Regions from separate parts of the Mus musculus genome. Here region 1 is linked to region 2. A link is a loop called in an ENCODE intact Hi-C map of the cell type or tissue named here. Cell type or tissue: heart. All regions are shown on one strand.

Region 1 (8,000 bases), 210 kb after region 2:
GGCCCCTTGGTCTTGCAAACTTTATATGCCTCAGTACAGGGGAACGCCAGGGCCAAGAAGTGAGAGTGGGTGGGTAGGGGAGTGGGGGGGAGGGTATGGGGGACTTTTGGGATAGCATTGAAATGTAAATGAAGAAAAATTCCTAATAAAAAATTAGATATTAAAAAAAAAAAGGAATCATCAGTGGTGGCACCATCCAGCAGAAACTGCCAGGCCTCTGCCAGATTAGCACGAGTCAGTGGGACCCACCAGGGCCAGCCAGAGGACAAGAGACTGAAGACCAGCAAAGGCAAAGATTAAGGACTCCAGACCAACAAAGCATTGCAAGGCTAGCTGTCGGTTGAACCCTATTTATACTTCTTTCTCCAAACATCATATATCCTCCTACCTGTCTTGTCTCAACAAAACAACACATGAGTTTGCCTTAGCAAAATACCATGTGATTTTACATCACATGGCATATCTAGAAAATTCTACTTCAATGTTCCCTAAGGATGGTTTCTATTAATTGGAAGCTGAAGATAAAGGTCTAGGGAGGGAAGATAAAGGTCTAGGGAGGGAAGATAAAGTCTGGGATAATCATTCTGGGGGAATTGAGTGAGGTCTGGCTCTACAAATAGCCAAAGGTCCTCAGGTTGTGAAAAACATCTATTCCCAGCTTTCTTCGTGGAATGCAGGCATTTTATTCCCTTTATTGAGGAGACGTATGTTTAACATTCCTGGTTTCCTTAGTGCTCTGTGGGTGACTGGACCTTTGGGTCTCCAACAACGCTTGTTGTAGAGATAAAACAACAACTATAACAACAACAAATCCATAAGAACAAAGATTAAAGAATCATTACCCCTCCTACCCAGATAAACTACCATGGTGTAGTGGCTATTCCTTGTTTTCAACTTGACTATAACTGGAATAAACTACAATCCAGAATTGGAAGGCTCACCTGTGACCCTAATCTGGAGGCTGTGAGATACAAGTTTCTGACCTGGATCTTGGCATGAAAGTGGCTAGGAGCCGGGAGTGATGGCGCATGTCTTTATTCCCAGCACTTGGGAGGCAGAGACAGGTGGATTTCTGAGTTCTAGGCCAGCCTGGTCTACAAAGTGAGTTCCAGGACAGCCAGGGCTACACAGAGAAACCCTGTCTTGAAAAACCCAAAAAAAAAAAAAAAAAAAAAACCAAAAAAAGCCCAACAACAACAACAACAAAAAAGAAAGTGGCTAGGAATCCCAGAAGATTAAGATGGGGAGATCTCTGAGTTCAAGGTCATCTGGAACAAAGCAAGTCCCAGATCCAGGCATGGTAGTATACACCTTTAATCTGGGCCACAACTTCTGCTGGAGACCTACATAAGGACATTGGAAGAAGGAAGATTTGCTCTCTGTTCTTTGCCTGCTTGCCTCGTGGGACTGAGCAACTGCTAGATCCTTGGACTTCCATTCACAGCTGCTGCTGACCATTGTTGGGGAGTTGGACTACAGACTGTAAGTCATCAACAAATTCCCTTACTATATAGAGACTACCCATAAGTTCTGTGACTCTAGAGAACCCTGACTAATACACATGGATATTTTAAATTGGTGTTCTCTCTAAGTATACAAACTTAAACATATATTATATAGGTATATTTGTACTGTTTTAATAAAATTCTTATCTTACTAGGAAACAGAAACAAACAGAAAAACCAAACAAAGAGGCTAACTTCTGGGACTGTGGAAGGATATAGTAATTATTAACCTGGGCCCACTGTTGGGTCAGCATTCCTTATTTTGTTGTAATTGTCTCTAAATACTGAACAAACCAGAAATGGTTTTAAGTTAATAACTATTAAAGCATAATATACCTGTACTAGTCAGGGTTCTTTAGAATCCAAGAACTTATGAAATGCGCGCACACACACACACACACACACACACACACACACACACACACATATATATGCATATATATACATATACGTGGAATTTATTGGGATGACTTTTATATAGGCTGCAGTCCAACTAATCCAACAATGGCTAGCTGTGAACAAAAAGTCCATGAATCTAGCAGTTCCCCAGTCTCACAAGAATGGGTGTCTCAGCTGGTCTTCTGTATATGCTGGAATCCTGAAGAAGTAGGCTCCAATGCTCATGAAGGAATGGATGATCTAGAAAAGTGAGGACAAGCAGGCAAAGAGTAAAAGCTTTCTTCTTCCATGTCCATATATAGGCTTCTAGCAGAAGGTGTGGTTCAGACTAAATGTTTGTCTTCCCACCTAAAGATCTGGATCCCATGTGTGTCCTTGAAACCTGGATTGTAGTTCATTCCAAATATAGTCAAGTTGACCACCAAGAATAGCTACCAGAACTCCTTGAGGTCTAATTTAATAATTGCTCACAAAGTTCTAAATAAAAATCAACCACGTATCGAATGCCCATTCACCTTCCCTTCTGTTTCTTACCCATGGCCACCTAAATAGACTCTATCAAAGATTTCTCTGGCTCAGCCTGTTATGCTTTTCCACGTTAATGAAAGCTTGTTATATATGGAGTATCTTAACAAAATACACATGAACAGTTCAGTATTTAACAGTGTGCTGGGAAAAACTCCTTAGAGTAGGGCCTTCTAGGAAAGTTTACTATAATTGTACCAATCTCATCAGTTCTAAAAGTTTTCATAGTCACTTTCAGATTGATGAGTTGATAAAAGATTAACACAGTGGGGACTTACCAGTTATCCTTCAGTTAATGGTTTCTGTGATGGCTATTTCTGGTTTGTCAATTTGACTACACCTGGAATGAACTACAATCCAGAAATGGAGGGAACACCTGCAATCCCGATCTTGAAGCTGGAAGACACCCAGGTCTTGACATGGGATGACACACACTTTTGATCTAGAACTTGAGGCACAGTGCCCAGGAAAAGCTTAGGCCCAGACAAGATGGTATACACATTTAATCCCAGGAGACAGAGGCAAGCATATCTCTGAGTTCAAGCCCAGCCTGAGACAGAGCAAGTTCCATTAAACAAAAGCTTAGGTCCAGGCATGGTGGTACACATCTTTAATCTGGGCCGCACCTTCTGCTGGAGGTCTACATAAGGACAATGGAAAAAGCATTCATTCTTTGCCTGCTTGCACTTGCCAACACATCTGTTGGAACCTATTTCTTCAGGATTCTAGTTTATACAGAAGACCAGCTGACTTAGCCTGGTGGGATTGAGCAACTACTTAGATTCTTAGAGCTCCCCATCACAGCTGGCCATTGCTAAGTTAGCTGGACTGCAGACTGTCATTCATCCCAATAATTTCTCTTAATACATAGAGACATTCCATAAGTTCTGTGACTCTAGAGAACCCTAATAGTTTCTAACTGCACAGTGGTCAGAGAATGTGGTTATGTCAGTCCTCAGACATGCAGAGACACTTGCTTAGAGACACAGTATGTTTATCTTTTGTAAATGTTTCACATACTCTGGGAAGGAATGTATATTGTGCAATTTCTGAATCAATATTCTGTCCTTCTTAGTTTGGGATACCTAGGGCTAAAAAACGGCACACACCAACAGTCTACCCTTTGGAGTCTGTACCCAGGGCCTACTGCCACACTGTCCTTTCATTCCCCAAGCAAAGGCTCAGGCTGCGAGGTCAAGGTCTGGGTGGCAAAAAGCCTGTGTCGGTGGGGGACCCTCACTATGGAAAGGTTAGCCAGCATGGGGTATGAAGGGACACTCAGAAGGCTGAGGAAAGAGGACTGCTTGGAGTTAGTTGGAGCCCAGTTTGGAGTACAAAAAGAAAAAAGAAAAGACGAAAAGACTAAAAAAGAAAAGGGAAGGGGGCTGTTAAACATAAGAGCGTTGGTGCGCCGTTTTTGGGTCCACTCTCGGGCACACCCAGACTAGTTGTGGCAACAAGTTAGAGAATGCGCGTGCGCAGACCAAAGTCCTTTATCACGTAATGTCGGCCGGGGGCGGGGCCAGCGAATCCGGGTCTGGACACCTGGTCTAAACTGATGGGGAGGGGGGAGTGGGGAGGGGAGGGAGAGGGAATCGCGCCGCTGGGTGCATTCGCCTTGAGGTGACTCATAGCTCCCGCCCCCTTTTCGCCCAGCTTTCTCCAGGCCGTCCCTCGCATCACGTGCCTTCCTGGCCGCTCCCCCAGAGCCCTTTCCAAAGGCCAGAAGAAACTGCTGTAAAATGTCGTGAGGGACGTCAGCCCTTTGCGGCTGCCTCTCAGAACCAGACCCCGGGAGTGCCCACCTCAGTCAGCGGTTCCTCCGGCGGAGTCGTCTTGACGGAGGGCGAAAGCGCTCGGTGCGCCACTGGATTTTCCGCCGCACCCGCGAGGGCTCCGGGCGATGTGAACTCGAGGCGGCTTCTGCGCTCCCAGGCCCGGGGGCTGAGGTGGGCGGGCAGGTGCCTGGGAAGCCGCGGCCCGGCGGGATGGAGGAGAGCATGGAGGAGGAGGAAATGCTCACCTACGAGGCAATGATGGACGACCAGAATCACAACAACTGGGAGGCCGCCGCGGACAGTTTCCGCCAGCCTCCGCCGGCCCCGCCGCTGCCCCCGCCGCCGCCGCCGCGGCCCTCGTCGTCCATCCCGGATCCAGGCCGAGAACTCCCGGGGGGACAGCTGCTGGCTGTGCACGCGGGCTCCATGGAGAGGAAGGGTCCTAAGGAAGGGCTCCCGATGGGGCCTCCGCCCTTGCCGGAACCAAACGGGGTGATCATGATGTTGAAGAGCTGCGACGCAGCCGCCGCGGTGGCCAAGACGGCCCCTGCCCCCACCTCCAGCTCCACTATCAACATCAACACCTCCACCTCCAAGTTCCGTGAGTCTGTCCCTCCTCCACGACCCCACCCCCACCCCCCAGCCAGGCTTCTCCACACCAGCTCGTGGAATCCCCCCGCCCTGAGAGTAACTCCACTTCCTTTGTTCCAGGCTTAGTTCTCTTTCCTTCTCTTAACCCTCCCACCCTGATTCGGTGTCTGCGGCCAGTATCCGGCCAGCCAGCCAGTGTTGCCTGTTACACCTGCGCAGCCTCAGCTTATGCTTTAGAAAAGATCTTTAATACTCCTGATCATCTCTCAACATTAGTAAGCTCTTCTCTAGGGTGTCCCCTTCAAAGTTTCACCTTACAGAGCGAGAGGGAAAAGTAAGGCGGTCTTGAATTTCGTTAGAGGCCTTTCGTCTTTTTTTTTCAACCAGAGAGCAAAGAAATGTGTTCTTGTATTCTTTGCCGCTGTACTTTTAGCAAATCGGGCTTCTGAACGTTGGTCTCTAGCAACTCTTTGTTCTCTGTGAGTTTTTGCATCCTGTCAGGGAATTCTTAGTTACTTCTACTATGTAGTGGGAACTGCTACAAGTCTTTGAAGTTGATGTGTAAAATCACGTTCCAGAGAAGCGGTTCAGCAAGTGACTGTAACCAGGATCCTACCGCAGGTTGAACTTTTTAGCGGTCTGCCTTGAAATTCACTTGCAGATAGAAGATAAAAACTGACCCCAAAATGTTCACAATCAGGCAGTGTGCTTCCATAGCTAGGTAAAGAATAAGGTAGTAGTGCTTTTTAGTTCAGAGTGGTGGTGACAGTGTAAAAGGAACGTGGTGGCCAGGTCCTTGTTAGCTGCAAATTTAGAATGGCATCTCCTAATGTAACTGGAGATTTTATTTCTAGTTAAGTTTTATTAAGCTATAACAGTAATTGCCCACCTAGCTGTTGAAATTTTTTTTTGTCCTGATGCAGATAGTCACAACCTTAGAAAAAAGTATTTATGGGACTAGCACACATTACTTATTTGCCTTCAAGATACTGCTTTAGGCAGACACTTTGGTGTGGGTGTAGAAAGGAACTTTTGTTTATGATTATTCCCTGTTAGACATACACATGACAGTCATTTACACAATGCAGTTTGTATGTTGATTAAGTTGTGAAACTAGACTTTATAGTTGCAGTGTGATTTACCTTAAATGCTGAAGACAGTTTGGATTAATGCTTAAGTAGACTTTCTTTGATGAGTTAAGAAATGAACATTAAGAGCAGAAGTCGTCATCAGCTAAGCTCAGAGCAAAAGAATTTGCCACACTTAAAGGTTATTTCTTGAAAAGATTAATAAAGGGAGTTAGGAATGCAGCCAGGTTGAAAGAGTGCTTGTCTAGCAGTCAGGAAGCCCCAGATTTGATCCCAGCAACTTATAAAACCTGACCTGGTGGCTCACAGCTGCAATCCCAGCACTCTGGAGGTAGAGGCAGGATGATCAAGAATTTCATCTTCCTTAGCTGCATATCCTGTTAAAGGCCAGCCTGTGATATGTGAGACCCTGTCACAAAACAAAACAAAAAGGCTAGGAAGCTAAGACCTGTTAAAGATTGGTCAAGGGGAAAAGTTGCAAATAAATGAAAAATAAAAATAGAATATTAGATTTTATTATATGGTAATAAATTTGAAAAGGTAAATGAAATATATGATAGTTAGGGAACTATTAACTCAGAAGTTATCTAAGTTATCTAAGCATGGATGGACTAAGCTGAGACTAGTAGTAGTGCTAGTAGTGATGAAGACTTTCCCTTTCAAATCTCTTGGTCCAGATATTCTTGTATACAAGCTCCATTTCATTTCCATAACCTTTTCTTTTTATAAATTCTGGAATGTAGGGCACAGAAGCAAGACAAAACTAAAACCCCAAGTCCATTTTATAGGTTTAGTGAAATATTGATTTAAAACTAGGTAAGATTATAGTTGTGTTAACACCTGTTAGCATAGAAATGAAAATCCTGTATACTATTAGCTCATCAGATCTAACTATGTCAAAAGAATTGTGATTCACGGTTTGTCCAAGTTTTTTTTCGATATATTGCTGTGATTTATCTCAGTAGGTTGGAAAAAAGTCACGACTTGATAACTTTTTTAAATGCCAATATCCAGTACCTAGTTGATATTGTGGTACTTGATACAAGGATAACTTAGTAATTCAGAGAGTGCAGGATAACTATTTAAAAGTCAATACCTGTAGCTAATAGGAATAATAATGGAGACATTTTCAGTATAGTCACTATAAGATGGTAACTACCCATGGGTGTTCCTTAACATAATAAGAAAAGTCCTTGTTGCTTGCATGGTGGTTCACATTTTTAATTCCACCCCCCCAAATACACACACACACACACACACACCACGATCTTTTGAGTTCCAGGTCAGCCAAGGTAGACTCTGTCTCAAGAAAACAAACAAACAAGACCCCTGAAACAAACCCTTTAGAATTTGGTAATAATTTCATTTATCAAGAACCACTGAAACCAAAAGAAAAACACAATGTAGATGGATTGTTAGGTTGAAGACCAGCCTAGAAAAGATAAAATGTATACTAGTAGCAATGGTACCAAAAATAGATATCTGTATAATAGTTTAACAAATTATAGTGTCTATAACTGAAATAACCTCATAATACACAAGACTTAAGGACAGTGTAATTTTAATAAGTAACTGAGGAAGAATTCGCTAAATGGCTTGTTTCCATGTTCTTGAATCAAATTATTATAGGAATGTCCCTTTTCTCCATTTGAATCTAGAAATTCAATTTAAGTACCACCAACATTGTTTGATTTGTTTGACAAACTCCATTACTTTTGACACAGTGCTGGCTGCTCTTGTAGCCTGACAGAGGTGGGCAGTAGTGGGTTCTGCTGTCTTTTATTTACATGTGCCTCTGCCGCTGTCAGGTGATTTCTGGTCTGTCTTATGAGACTTCAGATCTGCTACTTGCTCTTGGGTTGTTGGTGTTGCTGAGTTTAAAGACATCCTTGTGAACTTTGGGCATGCATTCGGAATGTCCTCTCCCTGTGGTTTGTATTTTTCTTGGTGTTTTTCTGAAGAGAAGATGCTTTTAGCTTCAATGTTAATTGATTTTTATCAGTCTTTTTCTTCTATGGCCTGTTTGTTTGTTTGTTTTGTATCCTGAGAAATACTTGTGTAACTCAAAGTCAAAATTTTTCTTATATCTTTTTTACTTGCCTGATGTGATTGCT
Region 2 (8,000 bases):
TGGTTCCTAATGAAATGATGGCAGGAGATGGGCAGGGTCTTTTAGGTACAGAAAGACACAGTGTGGGCCTGGAGCAACAGAAGAATCTGCACTGCAGTGGTTTCTGTTTTCATGGAGATTATGGGCTTCTTCCTAGGATTCTACTAAAGTACGAAGTTAGACTATTTTATTTGCTGTTGTAACCCTTACACCTATCAGAAATGTATATTTGTTATGCTTGGCACATGGTACACACTTGATAAAGATTTGCTGAATGAACGCATTACTATGAATCATAGATTATAAGTACATTCCCATATTCTTGAAAATAAAATGATAAATGTTGGTGCATGCCTGTAGCTTGAGCACACTTCAGACTAAGGGGGAATTGAAAATTCTAGGCCACTTTGTAATGTTTTCATTGCACAGTGAGATCATATCTCAAAAGCAAAACAAAAGAGAAAAACTGAACCCCTCTCAAAACCACTCCCTATATTGTATTAGAGAAATTATCTCAGGAAGTACAAAAGTAACTTGACAAGGAAAAAAATATTTATCAACTTTTGACATGCCTGAATGGTTGTTTTCTGCTAAGTGAGTATTAATCAGCTGGCAATTATGCTTTCCTCTTGGTCCAATTAGATTCTATTTCAATTTTCATTGTATAAGCATCTATTTTTACCAGGGACTCACGAATTCTTTGAAATGAAGCATTGAGACTTTAATATCTCTAACACTCAACATTATGGCTGCTAGCTGGTACCAAAAGCCTGTTGGAGGAATGTATTTACCCCCGATAATCAGCATTATTATTTTCATTAACAAAGAGTACCAGACTCGGGGCTGGAGAGATGGCTCAGTGGTTAAGAGTACCAAATGCTCTTCCGAAGGTCCTGAGTTCAAATCCCAGCAACCATATGGTGGCTTACAACCATCTGTAACAAGATCTGATGCCCTCTTCTGGAGTGTCTGAAGACAGCTATAGTGTACTTACATGTAATAAATCTTAAAAAAAAAATGAGTACCAGACTCTAAGTAAATTGTTGGAGGTGGTGTCTTATTTGCTGCTCAGCTGTTCTTGAACTCTGAGGTTCAAGCAATCTTTCTGTCTTAGGCTTTGAGTGGTTTGGATTACATACCAGCCACTGTATATAACTAATTTGACTCATTTTTTTAATGCACACATGTGATCATTGTCTATATGTCACCGATGATTAATATGCTTTAAATAACACAAAGGGGAAATCATCAATATGAGGGATATTTCATTTCACTTCTTTTAATTTTCTAGTGGTCAACTGACTGTGGGCCTACCAAATAGGTAATGTTAAACACACTTTACCTTCATGACTATTTTCCCTTATGAATGTTTATGTACAATGTGTGTGCCTGGTGCTTGTAGAGGTCAAAGGTGTAAGATATCCTAGAACTAGAGTTATGGATGGATGGTTATAAACCATCTTATGGATGCTTAGAATCAAACCTGGATTCTCTCTTCAGGAGCAAAAAGTGCTCTTAACTGCTAAGCCATTTCTTCAGCTTCTATTTTACTATTTTTTGTTATGATAATGGAGTCGAGAATGTGAGAAAGCCTTTTCTGATATTTAGGCCAAGTTTCTTTTTATTTTACTGCTTGAGTCTTTCTTTAGCCTATGAAGTAATTTTTATGTAATTAAAAACTGCATGAAAGAACTATTTGCTCTTTATGTTTGGCTTTTAAAATTTGACTTAACTATAATATACACAAAGAAACCCTTTGATCATGCCCATAAAACAGTTGGTAAAGCTTGTAAATACTGGATGCTCTTTTACACCAATCCTGTCCGGGTACTTGTTTTGGAAGGTGAAAGTTCATGATTTAGCATGGTCTAAGCATTCTGGAGGAAGAACTCTTGAAATGAACTTTAACATATTTTTTATTGTTTTTAGTGTGCCCTGTATCTTTGAGTGGGTATGTTCATGTGAATGCAAGTGTTGGGTAAGCCAGAGATGATAGATACTCCAAAACTAGAGTTATAGGTGGTTATGAGCAGTCTGATGTGGCTGAACTAGAGTGCTCTGCAAGATTAGTATCTCTTCAGACCTTTAAATAGCTTTAAAATATTTCTCATTAATTTGTTTTTCGAGAAAGGTTTTCCTCTGTGTAGCTTTGGTCTATAGAACTCCCTGTATAGACCAGGCTGGCCTGGAACTAACAGGGATCTGCCTGACTCTGCCTCCTGAGTGCTGGGATCAAAGGCCAAAGGCGTAGATTCTCACCACGCTCAGGTTTTATTTATTTTTTAAGGTTTCCTCATTCATTGACACAGTATCTCATTAACTCACATGTCCCATACTATTGTAAAATATGTAATAAACTTACAATAATTTATTCTTTTCTTCCTGAATTTTCTCTGAACCTTTGTGTGGTGCCAGGGATTATGGAGGCCCCTGTGTGTGCTAGAGGAGCGCTCAGCCACTGTACAGCCACAGCCCTGAACTCAAGTTAATTTCCTACCAAGAGCCTAATAATTCGACGCGGTTTAAATGGCTTTCAAGCTCTAAGCATAGTAATTAATCTGTGAACACTACATTTGTTAGGTAGCAATAAAAGACATGGCTTGCAATAAGCCATTTCTTCACCAACACATTTCTTATATTTGTTTGTGACGTGAGCTGTATGTAAAAATCGATGACACTCGCGTATTTTCAAATATACAAGCCAGGTTCCTGGGTCTTCTACTCCCCTTCTTTCGGGAATCCTTGGGACACTAACCCTAGGAGGATACCAAATAACTCTGTTTATTATTCGTTTGTTCCCTCCCCTTCCTTGTCAATCAAGTGACTGGTGACCTATTTTTCAGGGATGAACACCACTGGCCAGCGATACGGGGTCAGCACTTCCGTTCAGTATTTTCAACCTTTCCAGGAGAGGTCCCGGCAGAGGCGATGCGACCCTAACGCGGCCTGCTTCCGCGCACGTCATTTTGGCTATGACTGTGTAGACACTGCCTTTTCTCGTCGCAGATCAGACCGCAAATTTCCCTTTCCCACTCTGTGTCCGCGGGGGGCAGAGGTGGTCGGAGAAAACGGTCCCGAAGGTTCCCTCCCGCAACCAAAGAACACCACAGCTCGCGCTGCTCGGCACCCAGCGCCACGTCAGCCCGCGCTCGAGACGCCAGCGCGCCTGCGCGCGGAGAAAGGCGGAACATGCGCAAAGGCCTGCCTCCTACATCCGGGGCTCGGGCGGCGGCGCTGCCGCCGCGAGGGAATCACGTGGTTCCTTCCTTTCCGTCTCTGGCCGGCTGGGCGCGGGCATCTGCTGGCGAGGCGCGTGGAAGCTCGCGCTAGTTCCCCTCCGCCTTCTCTCCCGGTCCAGGCCACTAGGGAGTTCGCTGACGCCGGGTGAACTGAGCGTACCGTCAAGATGCCGGCCTATTTCCAGAGGCCGGAAAATGCCCTCAAGCGCGCCAACGGTGAGTAAGGCAGCGGGTCGCGCCGCGCAGGGCCGGCCCGAGGCCTGGGAGTTTCGAGGGCCTCCGCCTGCTGCCCGCAGCCCGGGCTGTGGAGGCCAGTGGTCACGGCCGCCGCCACCGGGCCGCGTCTGCGCACGGCCTCCCTACTCAAGCGGGCCGCGGCGGAAGGCGCGGATCAGGAACCGTCGCTCTGGTGTGTGTTGAGTGGCTGCCGCCCGAGGCTTGCGTCGCAGGGCCACGGCCCAGCGGGTCAGGACTCTCGGGTCTTGCGATTCTTCGCTACGATCGGCCTTCTGCTGGCTTTTCAAACCCGCGGGCTGCTTGGGAAGCCCCGCGCTCCCTGCCGCCATCTGGGAGTGCCGGGAGGAGGAAACATGGCTCCCTCCCGGGGACAATGCACGCGAGAACCTCCGCTCCACCTCCCGCCGGGGTCGGGAGCCGGCTAGTCTACCTTCACTCCACCTCTCGGGCACGTCTGGTTCCTGATCCCACGCGGAGGCCTTCTGGGTCAGGGTCTACTTCCCTCACTACTAGTTTGCACTTCAGGCCTCTGCTCCATTAACTTGTTTCCTGTGGTGTCCTCCCCCCCACCCCCCGAAATGATGAGGGTCATTTCGAAAGTATTTCGAATCCAGTAAAGTTAGTATTCTTTAGGGATTTAAAAATGATCTACCCAGACAAGCCCTAGAAAGAGTGATTTCCCCAAGGTCACTTGGGAGTGTCAGAAAACTAAGACCAAGGTCTCTTGATATCCAGATCAGCTTTTTGTTTTTTGTTTTTTTGTTTTTCCTCCACCGCAGAGCCACTGAGTGCTATTTCTATTTCCATACGTGTGCTTAATTAAGCCTAGTGCTTGCAGGAAAGACTTGCCCGGATCTCTGACATTGTGTCGTGGAAAACTCGTGTGCGCATATCTGATCTGACCTTTAAAAATTGCTTTTTATTTTTTAAAATAAAACCTGATAATTCAGTATTTGTGCCCTTTTCAACCCTTCCAGTCCAAACTGGAAAAATAAACCATGTATGTTGCAGGTTTTTGTTTGGCAAGCTTGTTAGAAGTGGAAGTTACATTTTGTGAAAAGGCCATTTGACTCAAAACTTATAATAAAAGAATACTGCTGATAATTTTCAGGAATGAAGATGTGTTGGTTACATACATTAATATTTTTTGTGGTTAGGAAGCAGTCTGGAGTAGAATAATAATGCACTGTGGGTCACCCAATACCTCTAGTACTAATCTATTATTGAAAATAGAACTAGCTAATTTAGGACTTTTAATGTTTTGAAACTTAGAATTGCATTGTGCTGTAGAAAATGGAATTGGATAGACTTACTAGGTATAGCTATTAATATATGTTTAAGTTGTAACATTTAGCAGCAGTTACCATAGTAGTCTAGTTAAAGCACTACAGTCTTTGGCCTACATACATACATAGTAACATGCTGACCTTATCTTTCTCCTGTTTGGAATCTTCATGTGAACTTGGTTAATATTACAATAAAGTTTTAAAGTAGAAAGGTTACATAATGTGTTCTAAATTTCTTTTCACAGTTTCTAAGTTGACTTGATTAATGATGAGTAAGCTGGGGAGAGTGTTAGCAAAGTAGACTAGGACTTTGTGGTACTGTGTGGCTAACTTGGGTCTTGGTGCATTTTCCCTAAGGCCCGTATTGACTTCTTGCTGCAGCCCCATTACAGTTTCCCAAGTAGCAAGTAGTGATGCCTTAGCTTCCCAGGGATTTGACAGGAGCAGATTGTCTATCACACGTGCGGCACTGTTTGTAGAACAAGTAGATGATAAAATGGGTTTTCACTTTTAAGAAAGGTTTACCTAAATGTTTTATCTGTAGCATTTTGTAGCCCCAGGGATATTTAGAGCTAATCTAGTGCATTATTTTAATAAATAAAATAGACCTTCAAGCCATTCTAATTGGTAATTTTGGGGTGGAAAAGTGTCAAAGCCTTTTACACTCAAACTCTACAACTCCTGCCTTAAAAGGTAAAACTGTTATGAAACCCCACAACTGAGTAGTAACGATATAGGTTGGATACTTAATCTGTTGAAGGAATTAGTGAAAAATGAAGGATTGATATGAACCTTTTCTTTATTGGTAGATACATGGTTTCAGTCATATACTCAGGAGAAACGCAGAGTGCTGTTTTTCTAATAATACATATAATTCTGGATTTCAGTTTATAGATCTTAATCTCGAAATCATCTAAGGGTTGAAATAATTCTTTCTAGCTGCTCTCACACAATTAGGTAATTTCAAGTCTCAGTTGTAAGTTAAGAGTAAGGACTCACAGCCATGATCATCATGAAGAGTTTGTTTCAATTTCAGTCTATTGTCTATATTTTCCCTCATATTTTTCTTCTGGGGGGGGTTAAGGTGTGTGCTGTCCCTGCCCCAGCTGTGCCCTAGAACTCAGTGATCTGTGTGCCTTCCAAGTGCTGAAGTTAAAGGCACACTCCATCACATCAAGCAAATGTTTGATATTCAAGTGAGCTTTTTGAAACTTTTAAAGCTAGATTTTTGGGCTTAGACTTTGGCCCATCGTTAAGAAAACAACTCTTAAATCTGTCATTAAAGGTTTATTTACTTTGCTTTTTTTTTTTTTTTTTTTTTTTTTGAGGCAGAGCCTTATTAGGTAGCCCAGGTTCTCAAATTTGATCTTACTGCTTCAGTCGATTCAACCACATCAAGCTTCTAAGCAAGAATTTAAAAGTGACAGTAAGAAATCACACATTGTGGGCAAAAACTCAGGTTTGATTGCCAGCACACACAGTGCCTTAAAACCAACTTAACTCCAGTTAAAAGGGGATCCATTCTCTTCTGACATCCAAAGGCATGCATGTGTGGTACATGTAAGCAAAAAACTCATACACATAAAGTAAAAAAAAAAAATCTAGTATTTTTTTTTGAAGTAAAGAAATCTCATGCCCATTTAAAAATTACACATTGGGAAAGTGGATTATTCTTATATTTCCAGTGTTTTGTATTTTATTTTTTCATGGGTTTAGTCCTTAGCTTTAACTTGATTTGTATTTCATATTGCAAACACTAGATAATAGCTTAAAGTTTAAATCCTTAGTGTAAAATTGGGGATTAGGTATGTCATTTTAATGTTGCTGTTACAATTTTTCTTTTAATTTTATGTTATGAATGCTTGTATGTATGTCTATCACTATATGCAAGTATTGCCCTCTTGGAGGTTAGAAGAGGGTATCAGGAACTATCCCCCTGGAACTCAAGATTCAGGCAGGAGTTATTGATGATGTGAACGTCCATGTAGGTGCTGGGAATAGAACCCAGGTCCTTGAAGAATAGCCAGTGTTCTAAATTGCTAAGCTATCCTGCTTTTACTGTTAAATGCATTTACTAATTTTTTTTTTTTTTTTTTGTGGATAGGGACTTTTGGTTAAATGCTTTGAAAAACACCTAAAGTAACATGGAAAACTAACCTTAGGCACACTTCCAGGAAGAGGGTAGTACTTAAAACAGGAAGGCATTTTTGTTCCAATATAGTAAGTAACTAGTTTTCTGTGTGTCACTTGGGCTTAGTAAGTTTTTCATGGGTAGCAGGTTGGCCCAAGCGAAAATAGTCTTTCCTCACACATAACATTGAGGAGTTTGTATTTGTTTGCATGTGAGTACTATTTGATATAAGGGGTAGGTGTAGGGTCAGGGTCATGTCTTGGCCTGGCACACTGGAGGCAAGCCCCTGGGTTTGGTCTCCAGCACTGGAGGACAAACCATTGTTGATATATATGATGAGTTAGAATATTTTGTAAAGATGTTTAGTAAGGTATGTTTGGTATGCTATGTTTTTTGGTTAGTAAGTAGTTTGGTATGTGATTTGTTCAGGTATAAACTTAGCATATGGGAGAATTGAAGCAATATTGTTTCACTGGAAGAACTGGGAAGCACCATTTCTGAAACCAGTCATTAAACCTGTAGATCTAGTTCACTTCTAAATAATAAACTTTTATAGGACTTTTTTTATAGGACTCATGTGTATGAGTGATTTGCTTGTGTGTGTGTTTATGCACCGTGTATGTCTGATGTCCACAGAGATCAGAAAGAGAGGGTATGAGAGTCCTGGGATGGTGGTGAGCCACAATGTGGGTACTGGAGGCAGAGCTTGGGTCCTCTGAAAGAGGAATAAAGTGCTCTTGGACCACCTCTCCAGCCTCAATTCTGTTAATTTAAAAAAAAGAAATGGTGCTGGAATTCAACCCAAGGTTTTTAACATGCTTGTTTTAAGCTAGAGCTTCTCCACTCAATTCAGGTTTATCTAGGGGGGAAAAAAAGAGAATTGTTTAAAATTATTATTAAGGGGGTGGTGGAGACAGGGTTTTATTGTGTAGACCAGGGTGGCTGACCTCACACTTAGGTTTGTCTGCCTGAGCCTCCCTGCTGGATTAAAGGGGTGGGCCACTACCTCTGGCTCCAAATGCATATGAGTACACTTTAGCTATCTCGAGATGTACAGAAGAGGTGGTTGTGAGCACCATATCATTGCTGGGAATTGCTAAGATTACAGGCATAAACTACCACTCTTGA

Evidence for each region. A loop is a pair of places that touch in the nucleus more often than their neighbours do. Peaks named below come from ENCODE experiments on the same cell type or tissue, not always from the same donor. Only the 100,000 strongest peaks of a DNase experiment are listed, where the experiment ranks them.
Region 1: it touches region 2 in a loop (5-fold over the local background); 3 of 42 quality-filtered maps call a loop at or near these places.

Annotation. Positions count from the first base shown.
Region 1 is chr19:60,577,136-60,585,135 of GRCm38, reverse strand. It overlaps Cacul1 (CDK2 associated, cullin domain 1), which reads left to right and starts at 4,113. Exons shown (of 9, transcript NM_030197.2): 1 at 4,113-4,808. The coding sequence starts at 4,418. In heart, no CTCF peak of the experiment used is centred here; DNase peaks (open chromatin) are centred at 4,055 and 4,785; H3K4me3 peaks cover 3,215 bases; H3K27ac peaks cover 2,624 bases.
Region 2 is chr19:60,785,903-60,793,902 of GRCm38, reverse strand. It overlaps Eif3a (eukaryotic translation initiation factor 3, subunit A), which reads left to right and starts at 3,210. Exons shown (of 22, transcript NM_010123.3): 1 at 3,210-3,434. The coding sequence starts at 3,386. In heart, a CTCF peak has its summit at 3,246; DNase peaks (open chromatin) are centred at 3,182 and 3,822; H3K4me3 peaks cover 3,595 bases; H3K27ac peaks cover 3,017 bases.